Regions from separate parts of the Homo sapiens genome. Here all the other regions are linked to region 2. A link is a contact called in ENCODE Hi-C or POLR2A ChIA-PET data. All regions are on one chromosome and are shown on one strand. The core of a region is the stretch at or near the end of the contact, and the rest is flanking DNA. Distances in the headings are between cores, read along the strand shown.

Region 1 (3,950 bases), core at 931-3,430, 1.4 Mb after region 2:
CTCATCCCTTGCATTTGATGTGGAAAGCCCAGATCATTTTGACATGGGTGGCAAAGCACCACCACTTTAACAAAAAAGGGAGGCTGGGATCAGATCTCTCGTAACATATGCACTTATGTTAAGAGAATTTAGACACATTATTTAGAGACATCCCATTTCTCAATCCAAATGTGAGCAGGAAACTGTAGGAGAAGGATATTTTCCCTCATTTGGTGTCCCGGAACATGACTCCCTGAAGGGAGCCATTCTGGGGACAATTGGAGGGTGTGGTATGCGTGTGCACACATGCATTTGTGTGCCTGGTGTGCGTGTGGGGGTTGGCACCTCTCTAGAAGTGGACCCTTTGGGATGTCCTAGCTTCTCCTGCTGGTGGATGAAGCCTTTCTAATGGCTTTGCTCCTTGCTCCTAGGCATGAGCTTGAAGGGGGATAATGAAGGGCGTTTAGGAAGTTGCTCAAGGAAGACTGTCTGAGGAAACTGCGTACTGGGCTGAAGAAAGACAACCGGAAAACACTGAAGGAGCGCTCAGCCACTGCACCTTCAAAAAGGCAGAAAAGTCAGTTCAGGGAGGTGCCTCCCAGCTACCCCACCCACCTCAGGAGGGGTCATTCCAACCTAGGGTGCTGAGAATCTGGGTGGGATTACCAGCAAAAGCTAGAGAACCATGGGTCAGCGACCCTTAGGAAGAAGTGGAAAGGAGTCTTAACTTACCTGCAATAACCTTCCTATGCGAAGTTGTGGCTAACGCATGCCTAATGGCTAGAATTAAATGCTGGGAATATAACGAGCTCAGCACAGGTTATCCGCGTGTCAGATGTTCCTGCTGTCTTCTACAGTGGGGACATTTCCTAGCCTATTCCCAGGCTCCTTTAGAAGGGAAGTGGAGGTGCCCCATCTTCACCTGCCGCGTCCCCTCCAGCGTCTGCCCGGGCCCTGGGCCTGCGCTCCCTCGCGGTGGCGCCAGGTGGCGGGGCTGCGCGCCCTGGAGGAGCTGCACCGCCGTCGCGGGGCTCTCTCAGCACTGAGGACACCACGCCCTGCAAATTGTTGGGAACTTGTCGGTGGCAATCACACTGCTGGCTCCTGCAAACTGGTGTGAGGCCCTCAGGGGTGAGAACAGGATTGCAGAACTGCGCTCACCCTTTTGGAAAGTCGTCCAGTGGCAGAAGTAGCCTCCCAGGAGCAGAGCGAAGCTGCTCGGTGGTCCCCTCTCCAACCAGGGACCCAAGAAGCCGCTCAAGGGAACACGGCCCCGCGGCGTCCGGGAGGTCCTGCAGGAGCCCTGCGGCTGCCCCGGTTCTGTGAAATGGCAGTGAGGGTGGGGGAGATGTGCGCTAAATCCTGGGAACGTGCGAGTCATAACTTTCCAGGAGAGGGGCCCAGGGCGCTGGTCCTGCAGGGCGTGGAACCCTCTGCTCTTCCTGAGCAGGCTTTGTCCCCGGGTCGACACGGGGAGCTCAGCGTGAGGCCCGCCTGCAGCGTGGACGCAGATCTTTTTTATGGTCTGCGTTTCTGTATTAGCCTCAGCAGCCTGGTGACGCCTTTATAAAAGGTCGAAACACGATAAATTGCCAATATTCCACGTTTTATGTATTCCCCCCAAAGCCGACAATTAACAATGACTCACCGAGCAGCAGATTCTTTGCACACATCCATAATTGAATCAGTAAAATCCATGTGTTGGAGGATATGCAAATTGCAGGTCGTTAACGCTTTAGAACGACACATTTCTGTATCGCCCCGTGAAGAGCTCTACGCACATGAATGTTCCCCGTCTGTTTAACTGTTACGGCCGCAGTGTGTGGGCCGCAGGCGCGCTGGGGGCTCATCTGCTGATTTTGCTGCCCCTGGAGCAGAGGGATAGCGAAAGCGGGGCTGAGCGCAGCACGGACCGATCCCATCGCCGCGCTCGCCCCGCGTGGAGGCAGCCGGGTGCCCGAACCTGAAGGAGGACCCGGTGCCGGAAGGGCCCGCGGACCCCGGCGTCTCCCGGGGCATCGAGCGCCATCGCCCGCGTTTTACGGCCAGGGAAACTGAGGCGGCCGCCGAGGGGACGCCTCGCGACGGTTCCTGGGAGAGCTGGCGGCGGCCTTGCTCTGCGCGCTCTTCGCGCCGCCCTCCCCGCCCGCCCGCCTCAGGATTGAGGAAGTGCGTCTGGGCCCGGCCCCGGCGCGGGGGGCAGACGGCGGTGGGACGGCCAGGCCCCGGCCCCGCCAGTGTGTCCGCCCGGCCCCGCGTCCCGGAGCGCCCGCACCCGGCCCCGCCGCCGCCTCAGGTAAGCGCCGCTCCTGCCGGCGCCCCCCGGCGGCCTGGCTGCCTCCCGGCCCCGCCCGGGGAACCCAGAGCCCGCGCCCGGCGCCCGCGGGGAGCCTCGGCCTCTGCCTGCCCGCGGGCCCCTGCGCTCCGGGCGGCCGCGTGGTCGGGCACGGGGGGCCGTTGCGCAGGGGCCGCGGCCCGAGGGGCGCGGAGGGCGTGTGGGGCGACCCCGGTCTCACGTCCCCGCTGCCTCCCGCCGCGCCCGGAGCCCAGCCAGCCTGTGGGAGGGGAGCGCGCGGGGCCCGAGCAGGGAACCCCGAAACCCCGTCCGGGCAGGGTCGGGAAAGCTGGGAAGCGGAGGCAAGAGACACGAGTCGGGAGACACGAGCCGGGGAGCCCATAGGTTTCCTCTGCCTTTGGAGCGAACCCAGTCCCTTAGCGGGGAGCGGGCGGAGTGTGAGCGCGCGGGTGAGCCCGTGCCGGGGTGTCGGCAAGAGACCGCCCGGGAGCCTCTCGCTGGTCCGGGGCTTCCTGGGGTTGCGGGGCGGCCCAGCGAGGCTTCACCCTCCTCGATGTCTGGGTCACGCTTCTTGCCCAGGTGGTCTCTGGCTGGCGCAGATACAACTGCTCTGTCTACCATGGTCTCTGCAAGCTACAGGGGACCTTCCTGGCAGGCAGGGACGCGGGAAGGAAGCCTAGGAAGGCCGGGGTCAGCGAGGAGACGCTGGTGGAGAATCTGAGAACCCCCGTGGCCATCTCAACCTACCCCTTCACAGTATGAGGCCGCGAAGTTTTTCTCCCACGAACACTTCCCCTGCAACAGGTAGAGAAACGGGGGCATATAGCTTTCAGCAAACCTCTCACCGTGTACACTAATGATAGAGTTTGCCAGCCACTCACAGGGTATCAAAATGCCCAGACATTAAAGGGATAGCTAGAACATGCACAATTTTGGAAAATGTTAACATTAAACGCCTTTTATGATTTGATTCTCTTCATCTTTGCCTATGTCCTGAAAGAGAAAATAATATAACAAACTAACCTCACACCTAATTTGTTCCTAAAGGAGGTTTTGCGGTCAGCCAAACCTTTCCCTCTCCCAAAAGTCGATGTCTCTGGCAGTGACCTCGCAGTCAACTCGGATCCTCAGATAAAAAACATTCAGTCTGTTGAATCTATGTCTAAAATGTGTCCTGATCTGTCCCCTTTTTCTTATGCCCCCACCCCCCACCCTGCCCCTTGTCCAGGGTACCAGCATCTCTTTACTGTAGGATTTCAGTTCCCCCTTCCTCCATTCTCTATATAGCAGCGTGCGTCTGTGTGTGTCTGTGTGTTTAAATGGGTAAATCAGACCATATCAGTCCTCTTTATGGAGTCCTTCAGTAGCTTCTCCTTGCAACTGGCACGCAATCCAGGAGACCTCCTTCTCCTCACACCCCCAGCTGATCCAGCCTCTGCTGTCTCGGACCACCAGGCCATTGCCCCAGGCCACACTGGCTGAGCTTGCTGTCCAGCACTGGTCCCCTGCACTGCTGCCTCCTGACTCTTCACACAGCCTCAGAAAGTCTTCCCTGGTCACCCTCTGAAAACCCACGCTCCCTCTCACATCCCTCACTCTGCAGCCTCCCTGCAGTCCCCATTCTGTACTCCTTCTTTATCTGTTTAATTTCTCCTTAATTATCTTGTGGTCTCCA
Region 2 (3,919 bases), core at 1,361-3,860:
AAATGCCGTTTGCAACAAGTTCTTAGTAGCAAGCAACAGACACCTATTTTGGCTAATTTCAGTGAAAGGGAGTCTCGTGAAAGGCTATGGGGCAGCTCCGAATCATTTTAGAGGACACACAGGCACAGAGCTGATCTTTGAGGAACCATGAGTCAAATCACACCACAGAACAGGGCTGATGGGGAAACCCTGCCACCACCTCTGAGCACCCACACCTCGCCCACCCCAGGAGCTGTGCCTGGCTGCCACTGCTCCTGCGGCCACCACTGTCCCTTCCCTCCTGAGTCACCAGCTCTGAGTCTGGTGTTGGCACCTTCACCTGGCTGGGAAGCCCCACTCTTTGAGCCCCAGCTGCAAGGCAGGCTGGAAAAAGGAAGTATCTGACCATCACTTACCTTTCAGAGAGGTGGTTTTGCTCTTCACAAAGACTCAAAAAATAAAAAAAAAAAGAGTGAGAGACGCAATTCTCCACATAAATATCAAGATCATGCTTCAGGTGCTGGGAAACCAAAGCTCATAACAAGGGCCTCCTTTCACACAAGAAACACACTGGGGCTGGCCTGAGAAGGTTCTCTGAGAGCCTCCAAGGTGCTCCACCCAAGGACACAAACCAAGCAGCATGGAGAGGCTGAGGGACACAGAGATTCTGCCTCCAGGAAGAGGAGCAGAGGCCTGACAAAGACCAAGGAGCTGGGAGAGAACTCATGAGAGGGCCGAGAACCACAAGGAAAGCCCCTCCACTGTGGAGGAGCCTGGGGTGAGGCACCAAGGAGGGGAGCCCCTCCCCTGAGGACTGCGTTTATCCAGCTTGAAGATGGGACTGAGCTGAAGGAAAGCCCACCGTGGCTAGAAGTACTTGAGCCGTCAACAGTAAAGCTACTCACTGTGGGCGGCACCAGCCCTCCCTCCCATTGCTAGGAGTGCAACACTGGGATGAAACCAGATTCTGTGGAAAATCGGTCAGGGCCAGGAGGAGAGGGAAGAACTCAACGCTTGGATGTGGATGTCGGAGCCCCCCTCCCATCCATCTGCTTGGGGGGAGGAGGGGTGGGAAGGGCAAGGCCGAATCGGGGTAAAGGCCCCAGGTGGGCAAATAAGGCAGCTCCCCATTGGTCCACATGTTGACCTTTTGTTTGTGGCCTTTTGCCCACAAGGACAGTATTTCCACTTAAAGGTCACCTCCCCCAGGCAGCAATCATTACTGTTTTGCAGCCTGTTGGGAAAGTCAGATGTAAGCCATCAGATAACAAAGAAAAAACACGACAAGAAGAGAAACAAATATTTCAGGGCACTGCTCTTGTCATTCCTCACCCCTGAATGCACCGATCACCCTGGCCAGCAGAGATGGCTCCCGCCTCCTTGTTCAGCTCTTACGGTCACGGGGTTTGCCTTCCTCGCTGATGCCACCAGCATCCTTTGGCTGGAAACAAAACAGCCCCATCAATTCAGATTGTTCTTAGGAGCTTTCAGAGGAGATATTGGTTGCATTTAACACACAGTCGGGGCCAAAATAAAGGCTGGGTAGGTGCCCGGGTTATTCAGCGGGAAATGACATCCTGCTCAGGTACACAAATGTCATGCTCCCCAAGCCCTGACACAGGCAAACCGTCTCACAGCCTTCCTTCCCCAGGACTCCAGATTTTCCAACCGATGGTTCTCTTCTTGCCTTCAGACACAACCTGTCCCGTTTGGGAAGGCCAAGACAGGAGACCACAGTGGCAGGGAGCAAACAGGAAACATGAGAGTGGTATCACTGACCTAATCTTTTCCTTTGCAGAAACAATCTCAATTAAAATGCATCACTTCAGAAACCCTATGAAGGACCCGCTCTGTGAATTCTTTCGAAGGTCATCTTAATAATCCAAACCAGTTGCCCAACCAGGAAAGAATTATTCTCTAACATAATTGAAAACACCCACAGGCAGGTGCTTATTGCTTGTGAAAATGAAGACTCATGCATCATTGGAGCCTTAGTTCCAGAGAAGGTGGGATGTGCACGGATCTGTTCTTTTGACAAAGCAGCATGAGGAAAAAGACTCTGTGGCCATTGCCCCTAAAAATAAAGGTATCCTGCCAAGCTTCTCACTGGCATCCTCAGCTTCCCCTTTCTGAGGCTGAGATGAGGTTTCCTTGGCCTCCTCACCCCCACCACCATAGAGCAGAGAGGCCCAAAGTCTGTTCTCAAAATCACTCACATTCAAATGTGAGTAACTGACATCAGCCAAATTGGGAACCAGAGTCAAATCTGAAACTCAAAGGAAAAAGCTTCCAGATAAACTTCAGAGATCTTCACTGTGGGGAGATGGGGGGGACCAACTAGATGGAGTAGGGGATCTTTATGGCCACTGTTTCTCTGAAGGGACAGAAGGACCAGGCTCACTAGGTCTGGGTGGAAACCCTAGCTCTGAAAGTTCCTTCTTACATGGCTTTGAGATGATTACTCGGGGTGGTTCTGAGCTTACTTATTGCATCATAAAAAGGAGAGACCCATGCGGACTTCTCAGGGCGAGGATGAAGTGGGATGCTATTTGTGAAGGTGTTTGGCCCATCAAGGTGTCCATAGGACTAAAGACCCTACGCAGAAACACTCGTGGCCAGGACCGGGCTCCTCCAGGCTGTGGTCAGAGCGGGCCAGGTTCTAGTGGAAAACTCTGCCTCAGTCAAGGGCTGCTCAGGGGTTGGTGCTCTCAGTAGAAAGCCAGTCTCTGGTACGTGACTGGCACAACCTACAGGGGCTTCCAGAACCCGTCACAGCAGTGTGCCTGGCCTGCAGGGTACCTGAGCATTGCTCTCTTAACCTAGCATTTATTCATCAACCTCCTGGAGCTCCTCCTGGAGGCCTGGCTTCAGAATGAGTCATATTGCCCGACACCACACTCTTTTGTTTAGAATTGATACAGGACATGGGGTTCCTGTGAAATTAGCTTGAAATTAATTTAGCCACAATAGCTTATTGTTAGATTTAATTGTAAATGAAACAATTCACCAGGGACGTTTCACTTTGTAAACAAGCACCTCAGAGTCAGCAGGGAATTTGGGTATTTTTTTTCCTACTCTCTAGTCGCTGCATAGGTTTTTACAAAATTTGTGGCCAAGCATAAAAAGCATTTTGGACACGGCTTTGGAGGGACAGCCCACTGCCATTCGTCACCCTCTTAGGTGCCCTGGCACTGGGTAGGAGCAGTCTGCTTTCACGCAGCCTGCTGGGCACAGGAAGGTGCTCTTTGCTGCAGTCAATACATTGTCCAAAAATCACCCTGACTCCATTCCAGAATCCCCAGTGCTCCTGCAGAAGCATCAGTGCTGCTCATATTAAAGAGTCCAAAAAACAGGGTCTGGGCAGTCCAGGCTATGGTTTCCTTCAGAAGCCCTGAAGCCAGTGTTTCTTAGAACATGATGCCACACCACCGTTGGAACATACAGTTATTATCAACATATAGTTCTCATGTTAATGGTTACATGTTCATTTTAAGATGTATTAAAACAAAAATCATTCCTCAAAACTGTGATTTCATGGCAATACACATAAGTTTACATTAAAAGGCAGGTCAGCCAGGGACAGTGGCTCATGCCTGTAATCCCAGCACTTCGGGAGACTGAAGTAGGCAATTGCTTGAGCCCAGGAATTTGAGATCAGCCTGGTCAACACGGCAAAACCCTGTCTTTACAAAAAATACAAAAATTAGCTGTGCATGGTAGTGCATGCCTCCCAGCTACTTGGGAAGCTGAGGCAGGAGAATCATCTGAGTCTGGGAAGTGGAAACTGCAGTGAACTGTGATTGTGTCACTGCACGCCAGCCTGGGTGACAGAGGACACCCTGTCTCAAAAAGGAAAAAAAAAAAAAAAAAAAAGGTAGGTCAATATGAAGAAGAGTAATTTAAAATTAAAAAAAATTAAAAAGTAAATTATATGCAACTT
Region 3 (3,442 bases), core at 572-3,071, 1.4 Mb after region 2:
GTTTTTTTCTCTTAGTTTTCTTATTCATTCTACTGAAAATAAGTCAATTCCCTAGCACCTTTTGAAGGCGGCCAATGAAGGTGGGGTTTTTTTTCCTTAGTATCATTATGAACTCATGAATTTTAATTTATTTGATTCTTGATGCTAACGCTGTTCCTCTTTTGCCAGTAGGCCCCCTGAGTAGGTTCCTCTATCTTTTGGCATGACCCCAGAAGTCTTTGATAACTTCCTTGCTTTCTGATGTGACAAGACATCCAGGGCCAGATTGTCCATATCCTGCCCCGGATGCACGATGCACTGTTTCTCCAAGAATCCCTGTGTCCTTTGCTGATGATGCCATGATTTTAAGTTCTCTAATATAGTTTTATCTCTTTGTTTCAGATAATGCTTTTGTGTTCTCACATGTCCTGCTCTCTCTCTCTCTCTCATTTTGTTGTTGATCAGTCTTTCCATAAGATTGTTTATTTCACTAGTCCTTCATTCTTCTTTTTTCTAAATTTACTCTTCTTGACTAGTATCCTGTCACTTCTGAGGACTCATATTTTTGCAACTTGAAAATTATTCTTATTTATTTAAGTATATGTTTCTGAAACTCTCATTAGACACATTTTGAAAAACTTCAAAAAATATCTTCAATGTCTCTCACTCTTTTATCTCTGCTCCCGGCCTCCTTGTCTTTTGGTGCTGCATCCTCCTCTTGGTCTTCCAGATTCCTGATTTGTCCTTCAACGGTGTCTCTGCTCTGCAGCTCACCCACTGTGCTTCACAGTGCAACTCTTCTCGTTTTAATTCCCAAGAGTTTTAGTTGATTCTTGTTTGTGGATGCTGCATCCTCCTGTTTCTCTCCAAGACATCAGTAATATTTATTCTGAATTCATTCTCGCTCTGCTAACATTAATTCTGTGTAGAGAGGGGCCCTGGAGGTGCTGGAAAGCTGGAGCCTGAGATTCTGCTTAGGGAAGCTCCCATGCTAACTCAGTCTTTTCCTCCAAGATAAGGATGAACAGTTGACAATACCAAGCTGTGTTGTGAATCAGGAAAGCCCAAAGCTGTCTTATCTCAGTGACTGTGTGATTTGTGTAGGTTTGCCCCGAACAGTAATGTGAGGATGCAGCAAGATGTGCAGGCCCTCTGACCTGGCTAGACCCTGCCTTGCAGAGACATTGTCACTGTCAGCTGCTCACTTCCTCCTGGGGACTCTGAGGCCCAAGGGGGACAGTGGTGAAATATGACACAGCTTCTCCCCTAGGTGATCAGACTGCTTCCAATGAGCCTGTGCCCTTGGCTACATAAAGAGGAAACATAAATATTTTCTGTGTGTGTGTGTCTGTGTGTGTCTCTTTGTATGTGTGTCTGTGTGTCTGCATATCTATGTGTGTGTCTGTGTGTCTTTGTGCATGTGTGTTTCTGTGTGTGTCTGTATGTGTCTGTGTGTGTGTCTGTGTGTGTCTGTCTGTGTGTGTGTCTGTGTCTCTGTGTGTGTCCGTGTGTGTGTCTGTGTGTGTCTATGTGTGTGTGTCTGTGTGTGTGTGTCTGTGTCTCTGTGTGTGTCTTTGTGTGTGTGTGTGTGTGCCTGTATGTGTGTGTCTGTGTCTCTGTGTGTGTCTGTGTGTGTCTCTGTGTGTGTGTGTGTCTGTGTGTGTGTGTGTGTCTGTGTGTGTCTATGTCTCTGTGTGTGTGTGTGTGTGTGTGTGTGTGTGTGTGTGTGTAAGGTGGGATGTCTCTTCCTGCTGATCGGTGGCCTGCCTGTGTGCTGGCTTGGTTAGAGGAGTTTCGTGCTTCTCTTTATGGCGCTGCTCTTCCTCAGATGCTTGCGGGTGCCTGGGTGGATGCTGACTGTTCTGCTCGGGATTCCCCGTAGCTGTCTGTGAACACAGCATTTGTCACAATAGCCTGCGAAGAGGAGGGCCAGGGGACTGTAGCAGGCTGCCTTGGGGACATCCAGAGCATGGCTTCCGGGTGGTGGGCTCCGTGTGCCTCCTGGGAGTTGCCCAGCACACTTTCTCTTTAGCCCACATCGAGTGTAGACCCATCAGTCCCAGGCTGCCTGGCACAAGCTGGAGAGGGGCCAGATCCACAGGAGTCTGCCCACTATGGCTCCCCACTCCTCCCAGTCGCCCTGCTGGTGACCTGGGGACCCTCTTGCTTCCCATGTCCCCCAGCAGCCTCGGAGCTCTCCCAAGCCTTCTCCACCTCACGCACAGTGGATTCCGGTCTTCTCAGGTCACTTCTTTTCCCATGCTAATAAGGCTTGTTGATATTTGTAATAATTTCTAAGGATTTGGAGCAGGAGGTGGTGGCTGCAGCCGGGCTCAGCCTACTGTCTTGATCTCATCTTCCAGCGTCTCCTGGGCATCTCCAAGGTGTGCACTTGCAGGAAATACTGAGTGAGAATGTCAAGAACCGGCTCTACAGTCGGAAGGAACCGGGTTCAAATCCTGATGCTTCCACAGCTAGTCCTATCTGTGACAGGGGCAGGGTTAGAATCTGTTTGCGGAATGGTTAGCACCATACTAAGTGCACATGCTAGGCAGACCCTCAAAAAAAATGGCCTGTTCTTTTTCTCTTTCTCTGTTGGGCAAATTATGTAGCCTCAACTGGACTCTATTTCTATTAGGGAAAATGATAATAATATTACAATGATTAAAAAGTAGGGTCCTTACAAAATGGTGAGTCCGATTTTATTTGGCTCTAAGCTAGAGAAGGCATGGCTCACAGTTATGGAAGACATGGATTTAAAATGTGGCCAGTCTTCATTTCCAAATGTGTGTACACGAAAGTGTGATGACCCTCAAATCTAATCATCAAAATTAAAGCTGTTTAATTAACATTTTAAATTAAAATGTTTCAATTAAAGTCCAAATCTTTCCTTGCCTTATCTTCAGAATGCTTTTTCTTTTCTTTTTTTTCCAAATTACAAAACCTGTATGTCTCACTGAAGAAAACTGGTACAGTGTGAAGTTCGACAATTCACGGAGTAAGCAAGGCTGACGATGGGTGCCCGGAGTCCCCCTCTGGTTCTGTTGGTAGCAGCCTTGGGTCCTCATGAGGCCTCTCTGCTCACAGTGGGCGGGTGGGGTGTGCACTCACCCGGAGACGGCCTCCATGTCCATGCTGAACAACTCCCAGGGTTCTCCATCCGCCAGTGCTTACTGATCAACCCGTAGTGCTGGCCATCCCTTTTCAACAAGTTTGGAAGGTGCTTTTTTCCCGGTTTTCACAGAGTAACTCAGAAGTGACTTAATAAAAATATGCACAAACTGTCTTGGTATGTTCCAAATTGGGATCTTATATAAAGACTCCTGGGCCTAAGGCAACAGTCTATGTAAAGTGAATTATTTCACTTTCTTAAAATAGGGACAAGATGGCCTGCCTTTCCTTCAAGTGTAATTTTAATCTTTCTGTTTTACTCCAAGGGGGTGTAACAGCTTGCTGAGTCATT

What was found. Hi-C counts contacts between places; a loop is a spot of excess contacts on that map. ChIA-PET counts read pairs that join two places held with the same protein, here RNA polymerase II (POLR2A). Pooled maps may share reads with other maps.
Region 1: a pooled map shows a loop between it and region 2 (4-fold over the local background). The contact joins the promoter of LRRK1 here to the enhancer-like site in region 2. A Hi-C loop is called at or near these places in 4 of 37 single-sample maps with no recorded cell type and 3 of 50 pooled maps. POLR2A ChIA-PET finds 5 or more read pairs at or near these places in 1 of 52 experiments (OCI-LY7).
Region 3: a loop to region 2 is called in a pooled map, with 4 times the contacts of the local background. The contact joins two enhancer-like sites. A Hi-C loop is called at or near these places in 2 of 37 single-sample maps with no recorded cell type and 4 of 50 pooled maps.

The regions. Positions count from the first base shown.
Region 1 is chr15:100,917,177-100,921,126 of GRCh38, forward strand. LRRK1 (leucine rich repeat kinase 1) reads left to right here and starts at 2,181. Exons shown (of 34, transcript NM_024652.6): 1 at 2,181-2,275. ALDH1A3-AS1 (ALDH1A3 antisense RNA 1) reads right to left here and starts at 2,107. Exons shown (of 2, transcript NR_135827.1): 1 at 1,628-2,107. RefSeq lists silencers at 848-1,067, 1,828-2,417 and enhancers at 853-1,445, 1,198-1,287, 1,338-1,457, 2,632-3,223, 3,750-3,809.
Region 2 is chr15:99,502,106-99,506,024 of GRCh38, forward strand. LOC105371019 (a long non-coding RNA gene) reads right to left here. Exons shown (of 3, transcript XR_001751710.2): 2 at 1,312-1,420. Among named protein-coding and RNA genes, the nearest start is that of MEF2A, 62 kb to the right of the region's middle. RefSeq lists enhancers at 1-41, 72-161, 212-281, 562-811, 2,462-2,591. Within about 2 kb of position 2,611, at least 5 of the 41 ENCODE cell types and tissues checked have a DNase peak (open chromatin) inside an H3K27ac peak, as active enhancers do; they include OCI-LY7, where a contact is called at or near this core.
Region 3 is chr15:100,939,795-100,943,236 of GRCh38, forward strand. The region is part of intron 2 of LRRK1 (leucine rich repeat kinase 1); the gene reads left to right. Among named protein-coding and RNA genes, the nearest start is that of LRRK1, 22 kb to the left of the region's middle. RefSeq lists enhancers at 1,744-1,883, 1,924-2,073. Within about 2 kb of position 1,822, at least 4 of the 41 ENCODE cell types and tissues checked have a DNase peak (open chromatin) inside an H3K27ac peak, as active enhancers do.